Regions from separate parts of the Homo sapiens genome. Here region 2 is linked to region 1. The links are chromatin loops, found by intact Hi-C in ENCODE. Cell type or tissue: CD14-positive monocyte. All regions are shown on one strand. Each heading gives the region's core, and the rest is flanking DNA. Links, peaks and the distances in the headings are about the cores only. Region 1 holds the start of LOC105371019 (a long non-coding RNA gene). Region 2 overlaps MEF2A (myocyte enhancer factor 2A).

The links. Hi-C counts contacts between places; a loop is a spot of excess contacts. Peaks named below come from ENCODE experiments on the same cell type or tissue, not always from the same donor. Only the 100,000 strongest peaks of a DNase experiment are listed, where the experiment ranks them.
Region 2: it touches region 1 in a loop (2.2-fold over the local background); 1 of 110 quality-filtered maps calls a loop at or near these places.

The regions. Positions count from the first base shown.
Region 1 is chr15:99,508,225-99,513,609 of GRCh38, reverse strand. LOC105371019 (a long non-coding RNA gene) reads left to right here and starts at 3,727. Exons shown (of 3, transcript XR_001751710.2): 1 at 3,727-4,029. RefSeq lists an enhancer at 3,709-4,008 and a silencer at 4,459-4,678. In CD14-positive monocyte, for the core only: no CTCF peak of the experiment used is centred there; DNase peaks (open chromatin) are centred at 1,369, 2,659, 3,339 and 3,699; H3K4me3 peaks cover 4,275 bases; H3K27ac peaks cover 4,324 bases.
Region 2 is chr15:99,611,541-99,616,925 of GRCh38, reverse strand. All of the region lies in intron 2 of MEF2A (myocyte enhancer factor 2A), which reads right to left. Among named protein-coding and RNA genes, the nearest start is that of MEF2A, 48 kb to the right of the region's middle. RefSeq lists an enhancer at 1,723-1,772. In CD14-positive monocyte, for the core only: no CTCF peak of the experiment used is centred there; DNase peaks (open chromatin) are centred at 1,885 and 2,495; H3K4me3 peaks cover 1,500 bases; H3K27ac peaks cover 3,417 bases.

The sequences.
Region 1 (5,385 bases), core at 216-5,215:
AATATTGGCCGTCAAGCCAAGCAGTGACTTTGACCCATACCAGCAAAAACATGAGCGTGCCGTGCCTTGCCTCTGGGGAAAAAGATGGAAACAGCACTGGCTAATACTGCAGCAGGATCCAACACGGCCTCGGTGGGATTTGTCACAGAAACAACAAAAGCATAGTCTGTGCCTTACTTCTGCCTCCCAAACTTTGTGCAAAAGCCCAAACAGAATCATATCAAAAGCTGAGCTGCAAGGGATCCTGGAAAAAGCTGATGCTAGCTAACCAGCCTTGCGGTACACAAAGGCCCACTAGGAAGGTCAAACAGACTGTGTGTCCATCCACAGTATCCTTCTCCCCTTAGCCTCCCCTTAGACGTTTTTAAACCTTAAAACTATTAATCTTTAAAGTGAATCAGAGTTTGCATTGAAATATAGAAGCTCTAACTCTTGTCCTTGAGAGTTCTGTAGATTGTAAATCCTAAGAGATTTTAAAATGAATCATTTAAAAATGAAAAATTTGCTGGCATTTAGTATTTTCACTTAGATACTAAAAGGTATTGATTTTTCACTGAATTTCATCTAGACCTGAGAGAATCTGAAAATTTTGGAGTAGGAAGAGAAATCATTTTATTCTCATAATAAAGCTGGAGAAAGAAAAGTACAGAGAAGTCCAAGCCCTTGATGCTTAAATTCTAAATTGAGCACTCAGTCACAAAATAATCCCCCCATAGAAAATAGCTGCTCTTCTAGAAGGAAGCCCCTAAAATCCTATTTTCATAAGTTTTTGAAAGAGTTCACCAGCTACACAGTCAGATGTGTAACTGAACAATCTTTTCATGCCTGGAGCAAGTTCCAAGGGCCTCTCCAATTTGCCCCCCTAATTTGCCAAACCATGGGACAACAAACCTGCAATTAGAGCTGTATTTTTAAATTGTGTAAGTTTTATGTGGCACTTTTTCCCCACTACACACAGTCTTGCCAAAATGCTGTTATTTTCGCAGAGGAAATACAAAGAGTGGGCTTAAAATTACAAGTCACATTCTAACTCAGGAAAAGGAAGTGGGTTCTCTGGGGCCACCTCCAGGCTGGACTCCAGGCAGTTGTCCCAACCTCTTGACTCCACGGTGTCAAACACCTGGAACAACCATGGCCTGCCCTGAAAATGCAAAGACTCCTGCTCCCAATTTTTCCACAAAGATTCGTGATCCTTACTGGCCACTGGACGTCTGTGCTTTCGGTTGGGTTTGAGGACAAACTTTGGCCCCTAGCTCTGTGTCACTTTAATGTGGGATATGTTCTCACTGGCTCCGTTGGCCAAATGTTCTTGCGCCATCCCCCACTGAGTCTCATGACATTTTATCTGTTCTAGAAATGACAGAAGATGGGTCCCTCTGGGATTCACGCTCCTCTGCTGGGAGTTTCACACCATTCGCCATGTCAACATGAAGCAACAGCTGGGTTGAAGAGAGCCGATAAAAATAGCAGCATCACACTGCAAGCAAGCTGCATAGAAAAGAAGGGGAGTCACGTACTTAATGCAGGGTGGCATTGATTTCTTGTCTTCCCAGTCCAGTGGTGTATTTCTCGGACCATCTACTTTTTCAGAAAGAGCAAAGTGAGCTGCTTGTCCATGTAAGTGTTGGCTAGGACAATGAGGAGAGGGCAGATAGCTCCTGCTCTCCTGCTCTCCCACTGCTCCCTTGTTGGCCCCTGGTACGCCTGATTGCTAACTGGCAGATCAGGCAACTAGACAGCGTAGCCCCTGAACCAGTGAGCCCAGCCAACTCTGGGAACTTGGTTTTCAAGATTGCTGTGAGTTGCTGCAGAAACTTCCTGCTGTTACCCTATCTTTCCATTCATTAAAGTGTAGCTTGCAATTGAACATTCTGACATAACATAGCTGAGATTTTTGGCAGCGATGTTAACCATATTCAAGAGTTTCCTTCAGACGACGTTAAGTTTTTATATCCTCATGAATGCTTGCCACCTTCCTTTAATAACTTGAAAAAACAAGCTTCTCTCAGGAACGTCATTGTTCCAATATTTCCCCAGCACACATTTACTCCTTTTAGACGTGCGTTAGGTGTGTGTATATTTATAAAGTCTGGGTGTACCTAGGTGGGTTAGAATTGGACATCTTATAAAAAGTCAGCAATCTGAATGGACCTTAGAGAAGAGGTATTAGAAGTCTAGTATTTTCTTCGTAAGATCTTATTTTTCTGCTTCTAAACTATTCGTTCGTTTCACCACAAAACTGTATTTTATCAAAAAGAGTATATTCACTAACCCTCACTCAGCCTTGGGGTGTGAAATAGCCTTTTACATTTCTAAAGCAAAAACTTACAGAAAAGTTAAAAAAGGGTAAAATGAGGGTTTCCTTCCCTTCCTCCATAGTGAAAAATGTAGCCTTATTGTGTACAGACATCACAGTAGAATTTTAAAGTAGAAAATTGATTGGTTTAAATTTCCAGCTACTGAGATAACTGAAAATCTTTAAAAACCCATTCTCATTAAAATGCAAAGTAATAGCGCAAAATGCAATGAAAAGCCAAACTGAATTTGTAATTTTTAAGTGCCCCCACAAATGGGAAGTTTGTAGTCTTCTTGGATGGCCAGTGGCTTTAGTAAGTTCTCCAAATCCACTGTGGTGCTTGTTTGCAGGCAGAATTATCACAGCAGAGTTACTGTTCCCTGAAACTTTAAACAGTGTTATGTAATGTCACACAATGTGGTTAACTGAGATTTTAACACAAATTATGGCATTATTGAACCCAACAGGCTCCACTTAGATTTGTCTTTTTTTTTTTTTTTGGTGGTTTTTTTTTTTTTTTTTTTTTGAGATGGAGTCTCGCTCTGTCACCCAGGCTAAATTACAGTGTGCAATCTCAGCTCACTGCCTCCGCCTCCTGGGTTCAAGTGATTCTCCTGCCTCACCTCCACAGTAGATGGGACTACAGGTGCGCACCACCACAGCCGGCTAATTTTTGTATTTTTAGTAGGGATGGAATTTCGGGGTTTCACCATGTTGGCCAGGCTTGGACTCCTGACCTCAAGTGATCTGTCCACCTCAGCCTCCTAGAGTGCTAGGATTACAGGTGTGAGCCACCGTGCCTGGCCTCCACTTAGATTTGGAAATTGACATACAGCTGTGGTACTGCATCCCTAATCTACTCCTTATGCAAATATACAAGGTGTAGGCTACTCTAGGGCCAGAGCAGCAGTGGTATTAGTGACTTACTTCATCTTGAATTCACAGAGAAAGTCTTAGTATCCTCTATTTTACAGATGAGGAAAGAGACGCTAAGAGAAATTGAGGAACTTTGCTGACCTGATGTAACTAGATGGGACTAGAAACCTTGGCTCGCGGACCACAGAGTTGACATTACAGCCATTCACATGAGTTTGCATTTGTCATCTGAACCTTCTGGATTTCTATCATGTCACTTGCTGCGGTCTCTTGTATTTGTGGGAATTAAAATTAAATTGTGATGGTTTTTATTGACTTCTTTTCCCAAACATGTGCAACACCAAACAGAAAATAAAAGATCACAGATGGGACTCTGGAATATGATTTCTTTAACAAACAATTTTATAAATGTATCAGGCCCAACTTGCTTGGTTGGCCAGATGCTAAAATTGTATCGCAGAAGTTTGGGCAACTTCTGAGGAAATGGGCTGCTTCCTGTGTGTATTTCTCAAGTCTGCTGTGGCTTTAGTCCCACCACCCTCCCACCCCCAGGCGCATCTGGCTAGAGTGTGTGGATGGGGCAGACCAGCCAGGTCCAGCCAGGCCAGCATCTCAAGAGCATAGAGCCAGGGAGCATGCGCAGAACCCCAAGAGCAGGGGCATGTGGGCACCTTGATTTCCCAGGGGAAAAAATATTACAGGAAGTGTGAACCAACAGCCAAAAGAAGGTAAGAGTCAGAGGCCTAGGTGGACAAAAGGACGCGGTGAAGAAGAAGATAATCTGGGGAGGTGCAGAAAAACTGAGAGGAACCGGCAGATGCAGACAGAGGAAGAAAGCCACGTCTGTGCAGCGAAAGGTCTGTGCGAACTAAGTGGCAATGAGAGACCGTGCCTCCGTGTCCAGGGATATTGTGGAATCCTCTCTCCCACGCCCCTTGTTTTAGTTAGGCCACTCTTGATTGGAGATGTGGGAGAGAACCTTAACTGGACAATATTTAGCTAAAATAAGAGAATGATACCTCCTGAAGCCAAACTGTGGGGTGGGGAGTTGGGTACCTGCCATGGGGTAAGTGGGGCGTCTTTGGCTGCTCTCTACCTCTCATCTCGGCCTTTCTTTCTGAGTGGGCTTCACTGTCTCAAACCACTCCTCCATGAGGCAGGAGACAGCATGCCTGGGCTTTAGGATCTCCCGCTCCCCTTTCCAGTTTCCAGACCAGAGATGAGAGACCACATTCCTCCACCCCTACCATAGGAAAAGTCCTTGTAGGGTTAGGCCACGTGCCCACCCCTGGGCCAATGACTGCACCAGGGGCAGGTGTGGTACTAGGATTGGCCCAGATCTGGTCATGTGCCCACCCTCTGAGCCAATTACTACATGAGGGGCAGGTGTGGTACTAGAATTGGCCCAGATTTGGTCGTGTGCCCATCCCCTGAGCCAATCACTGCATCAGAGGCAGGTGTGGTACTATGATTGGCCCAGATTTGGTCATGTGCCCACCTCCTGGGCCCATCACTGCATCCAGGGGTAGGTGAGGTACTATGATTGGCCCAGCTTTGTCTATGCCCCTATCTGTGGGGTAGGAGAGGCAAAATCTTTACCAGGGACAGGGCGATCAGAGTGCTGTTCAAATGCTATAGCGTTCCGTTTTGCTGTCCACGTGTTTTCGTCATGTTCCGGCAATGGCTTGATCTATAAGGACTCAACTGAGAGCAGCCAGGCTGTCCTTGCTGGATGGTCATATCAGGATCTTGCAGGGTGAGGACAGTTGCATAAAGTGTATTAAATTATATGATTCATTTCCTTTGCTTTGAATCACAATATTTATTTTTATTTGAAATTTCAAATAATATTGAAGAAGGGCACACAATGTTTACATTGATCAAAATGGGACATAGGTTTAAAATGTTGGAGAATCGGCATTATAAAGGAGAGTGTTCCAACTGCCTTGCCAGCGGCAGAATTCATTCCTGTTTGAACAAAGGCTGACTTCATCTCTTTAGTTCTTTGTGGGGTGAGTGGAGGAAATGGTCCACAGTGGTCAGCCACATTCAGAGGGAGTAGGGGACGGGGAAGGAACTGCCCACGTACTGAGCACCTACCGTGCATCAGGCACATCGTGTGCAGTTTCTCAAAGTGACCCCGTTTCATCCGTTTGGCACCTCGGCGAGGTGCAGCTGCTCAGGCTATTTGTCATAGAGGCACCCGGCCTTCA
Region 2 (5,385 bases), core at 190-5,189, 100 kb before region 1:
CACATCCAGCCAACCAATCAAAATCCAATTATCTGTTTCAGACAGGTTCTGCTAGCCTCAGGAGATAGGCTTTTTCTTACTGTAATAACAAGCCCCATGGCCACAGCTCTCAATGGTGTACCCATCGACCGAAAGAAAACCAAATATAACATTACTTTACAGATATCCGGTACCCAAAAGATGTCCCTCATCATCAACTGTCAGTAAAAAAGTGGAAGGCACATGATGGGTGTATATATATATATATTTATTTTAGTATATACCTAAGACTAAATCTCTCTGCAAAGGGCTTACTGAAAACAGAGTATTCCAAAAACCAGATCCCAAAGGAGCTACACTGTTAATACTATGCTTAATTGCCTCTTATTAATTTTTAGTAGGCAGTAGAAAGTACTGGTAAGATGAGTCTTAACTCTGATGCTAAAAGAAGCCAATATTTAAGATGCATTATAATATGTTACCTCATTGACTTAATTTCCATTTGTCTTCTCAAAACTAAGGAAGAAACAGAAGAAATTTTAAAGGACAGAGTGATTACAGCAAGATCAAGATGCAGTCCTATACAAATGCTAACAATTAACTATTGACAAAAAAAACCCAGTCATCAATATTGTAATTTTGTCTAACCTATTCGCAGATATTATAAAATGGATACACATTTCCTAGAAAATATTTTCTCATTTTATCTTTTCTAAAATAATTTTAATAAAGTCTTTACTTTGTATACACGTAAAATACCTATTATTTATTTTTAAGTATCTCAATTTTCTCAGCTGTTTGTTCTCTAAATTCAATCTATAATTTTAAACATTGAGATCTAATTTTTTTTTAAGAACTAGTCTGACTGTGGCTTGATATATGGGAACCACTAAATCTAATTGTGTTCCCCAGCGAAATTTTCTTATTTTTAAGTCAACACAGTTTTTATTTTTAAGTAGTATAACACAGAAGAGTCCATTTTGAATCCAAGTTCCACTAAATAGCTATTAGTGATCTTGACCAAGTCACTTACTTGCTCAGCCACAGTTTCTTCATTTTTAAAATGAGGCAAAAACCATACTTCACAGGCCATGTGAATGTTGATGTAAATAAGAGACTGTATCAAATCACCTATAGTACAACGTGTAGTATACACAGGTCTTCCATAAAAGTTCACTAATAAATGGTCCCTCAGTCATTCTGTTTGGTTTGTCTGGTTGGTTCAAATTTCACAGAGAAGTGGCATACGGTAGTGGTTAACATGGTTAACAGGACAGGGTCTGCAGCATGCCCGCCTGCATTCAAACCTCAGCTCCACCTCTTACTACATGGGTTGCCTTGAGAAGTTACTCAATTTCTCTAAGCTTCAGATGCCAAATCTTTAAAATACTGGACTAATAATAAAGCTCATAAACTTGTAAAGATTAAGAGATAACACATATGAAGTATTTGGCCTAGTAATCTGCACATGTGCTCAATGTTGGCCATTATTATTACCGTTACTTAATATTAAAAACTGTAAAATAATGCAATACCCATTACTTAAGTGATAATCATTACTTAATATTAAAAACTGTAAAATAATGAGTATAAAAATACTCACAACACATGCACTCAAGTTGCTGTTAAGTCTGCATAAAAGACAAATACCAGAAACTCAGCTTATCAGCCTACTGCAAAGGCCTCAGCCAGAGCTACCTCACTAGCCTAACTGGCTATATCCAACCACATTCTCAACTACTCAACTTAAGATACCCTACAGGTATCTCAAAACCCAACATTTTCTTAAACCAAACACACCAAGCCTGTTCCTTTTCTGTACCAGCCACTGTTCACCTTTACCCTAAGCATTGCAACAGCCCCCTAACTGGTCTCAGCAGGCACTTTTATTTCCCTCCAGTGCAATTTCCTCATTTTCATTACAGCAACCTTTTAACGTGCCAATATAATCATGTCACTTATCACTGTTCTTAAAAGCCCAAGCCTTTAACATGGCCTGTAAGGCTCTGCCTTATCCTGTCACTCCTCTACTCATGGAACTCCTCATTCCATGCCACACTTCCTCTTGCCCAGCAAGCTTCTTGACACAAGCTGTTATGTACTTAGAAAGCTCCTAACTCCTTTCTGTTTCAGGGCTTTCATACATACTACCACCTTGCTCTCTCTCAGTAGCTCTTATCCCAAGCCCTTCTCCTTACTGACAGTCCTACCCATCCTTTGTGTCTCAGTATTACCATTATTTCCTCAAGGAAATGTTCCCTAACATCCAAACTATGTTAGGATTTCTAATGCACTTTCCTAACAGACTGTACTTCTCTCTTATGGCATTTACCTCAACTGTAATTACTTCCTTATACAATTAAATGTTTGATTTCTTTTCCCCCAACCAAACTGTAACCAAGGGAGAAGATCAAGTCTGTTGTATTTACTCCTATAACCTCAGCTGCTACCATAGTTGCTTAACAAATGAAAGCAAAAGTCAAAGTATGAGATTTCACAATCCCAGGCTATTGGACATTCTCTAAGAACCAATTTTTTGGAGTTATAAGTTATTGTTGGGCTTGGCGCGGTGACTCACGCCTGTGATCCCAGCACTTTGGGACGGTGAGGTGAGGGATCACTTGAGCTCAGAAGTTCAAGACCAGCCTGAGCAACATAGTGAGACCTCATCTCCAAAAAAAAAGAAGTTATTCTTCACTGAACTGCAGAAGGGAAGGTAACTTAATATTTATTAAATATCTTCTACATTTATCAGTAGCTGTGTTAGACCTTAATATATATTATCTCATGTAACAGTAACAATAACCCTGTGAGGTAGATGGCATCTGTTCCACTTTCTAAATGAAGCAACTGCGAGTAAAAACAATCAGTACTCACCCAAAGTCACACTAGGAGGCAGAGTTGAAATTTTGGCCCTAATATCATGTCTTTTTCCATAACAGTACATTATCACCACCGGAACTATTTAAATAGTGGTTAAAAATGCCACTGATGTGATAAAACCTTCAAGGAGCCATCTAACCCCAATTTCATGAGTTTATGGTACTTTTCAGTAGTAGAATATTAAAACAATTTCTACTAAGTTGTGTATGGCTGCACAAGGGAAACTAGAGCATGTGGAAGGACCACTACATGTCAATACGTTCCCCGTTAAAAGGCAATTTATCTGATGCTACCATGGGCTGTCAAAATACAAATGCCTTGAGCACTTATCAGCTAATTTAAGAGTTCTGACCTCCTCAAAGGTCTCCATTTCCCAATCCCTCCTGCTCTGCTATCAACGCTGATAACCTTTCCCTGCCTTCCAGGGATATACTGTAGTTGCAAGCATTTGCAAAGGAACTTGAGCTTCTTACTTCCCACTACTACTCCTGCTTCAAGGTACCTTTAAAAAAAGAGAAATAAATGACTCCTCTCAATCTCAATTATTAAAGACTTAGAGGAATCACAATTGCTAGATTACCCACAGGGATGGCCCTAGGAGGGGTGGGTGCGGGGACTGTTAAAGTGTGTATTGTTTAGATTGAGGTTCTCTCAGTTCCTACTGCCGTTTACTATTGTTGCATAAAACAATAATAACTAGATAGTTCAATAAATGGATCAATAAAACTCACTGATCTAATGCAGTGGTTCTCAATTTAAAAGAACACCGGATTCAACTGAGGAACTAAAACATATACTCTGCATGCACAAACTTGCCCTAGCCCCACAATAAAACCAGCAAATCATAATTGAGACTAATATCCAAGCAAGAGTACTTTTTAAAAGCTCCACAGATTACGATGATGTACGTCTTTAGTTCACAGCCTCTGTTTTATTATATTACAATATTACACTCTTTATTCAAACACTGATTGGCTATGTACAAGAGTGAAGTAGCAAAATCATACAAATGAATCAAGTCCTGATTGCATTATATCTACGCACTGCAATTTATACACACATTTATGGCCTTCATTTCCATAGAGAAATCTCTCTCTCCCGTTTCCTTGAATTACATGGCTTTCTTGGTCTTTTCCTTTTTTTTTTTTCACTTGCTAAAGAAGAATATGAGAAGAATTTTATATTCTTCACATTTCTGAAGGAAAAATAGTTTCAACACACCAAAGTAGGGAGAACATACATTCTGGTTTACCTGAGACAGGTGTAACTATTAAGTAAGACCCCTCACTGTCAAAAGTATCCAGGTTTGATAGCAGTTTATTAGAAGTACACCACTGTTTTCCTTTATTTATTTTTTAAAGACAGGGTTTCCACTCAGTTACCCAGATTGGAACGCAGTAGCACAATCATAGTTCAACCTCCTAGGCTCAAGGAACCCTCTCATCTCAGCTCCTCTCCTTTGCCCTGACTCTGCTAATTTTTAAAAAAAGTTTTTTGAAGAAATGGGGTCTCACTGTGTTGTTCAGGGTGGTGTCTTCAATTCTATATGATTTTTAAATTGAGTTTAAATATGGTATGTGAATGGTATTCATATACCGCAAAACTCACCTTTTAAAAGTGAATAATTCAGTGTTTTGTTTGTTTTTTTGAGACAGAGTCTCACTCTGTCATCCAGACTGGAGTGAGTGGTGTGATCTCGGCTTACTGCAAGCTCCGCCTCCCGGGTTCATGCCATTCTCCTGCCTCAGCCTCTCAAGTAGCTGGGTCTACAGACGCCCACCACCGCGCCCAGCTAATTTTTTTGTAGTTTTTAGTAGAAACAGGGTTTCACCCTGTTAGCCAGGATAGTCTCGATCTCCTGACCTCATGATCCACCCATCTCGGCCTCCCAAAGTGCTAGGATTACAGGTGTGAGCCACTGCCCCCGGCCCGGTGTTTTTCTAAAAATCGTATTCACAAAGCAGTGCAACTATTACCACTATCTAATTATAGAACATTTTTATCATCCCAAAAAGAAATTTGATACTCATTAGCAGGCATTCCCCACTCCTTCCTCTCCCTAGTCCCCAGCAAATACTCATCTACTTTCTGTCTCTATGGAATTTGCCTATTCTGGAAATATACAATTATACAATCTGTAGCTTTCTGTGTCTGGCTTCTCTCACTTAACATGATGTTTTCAAGGTTCATCTGGGTTATAACATTAATCAGTACTTCATCCTTTTTTGGCTGAATAATATTGTACTGTATGGATACACCACATTTCATTTACCCATTCATCAGGTGATAGACATCTGAGTTGATTCCACTTTGACTATTATAAATAATGCTGCTATGAATAACGGTGTACAAGTTTTTGTGCAGACATATACTTTCAATTCTACCAGATATATCGCTAGGAGCAGAACTGCTGGGTCATATGGTAACAACATTTAACTTTTGGAGGAACTGCCAGACTACTCTCTAAGGAGTCTGAAGCATTTCACATTACCACCAGCAAAGTATGAGGATACTAATTTCTCC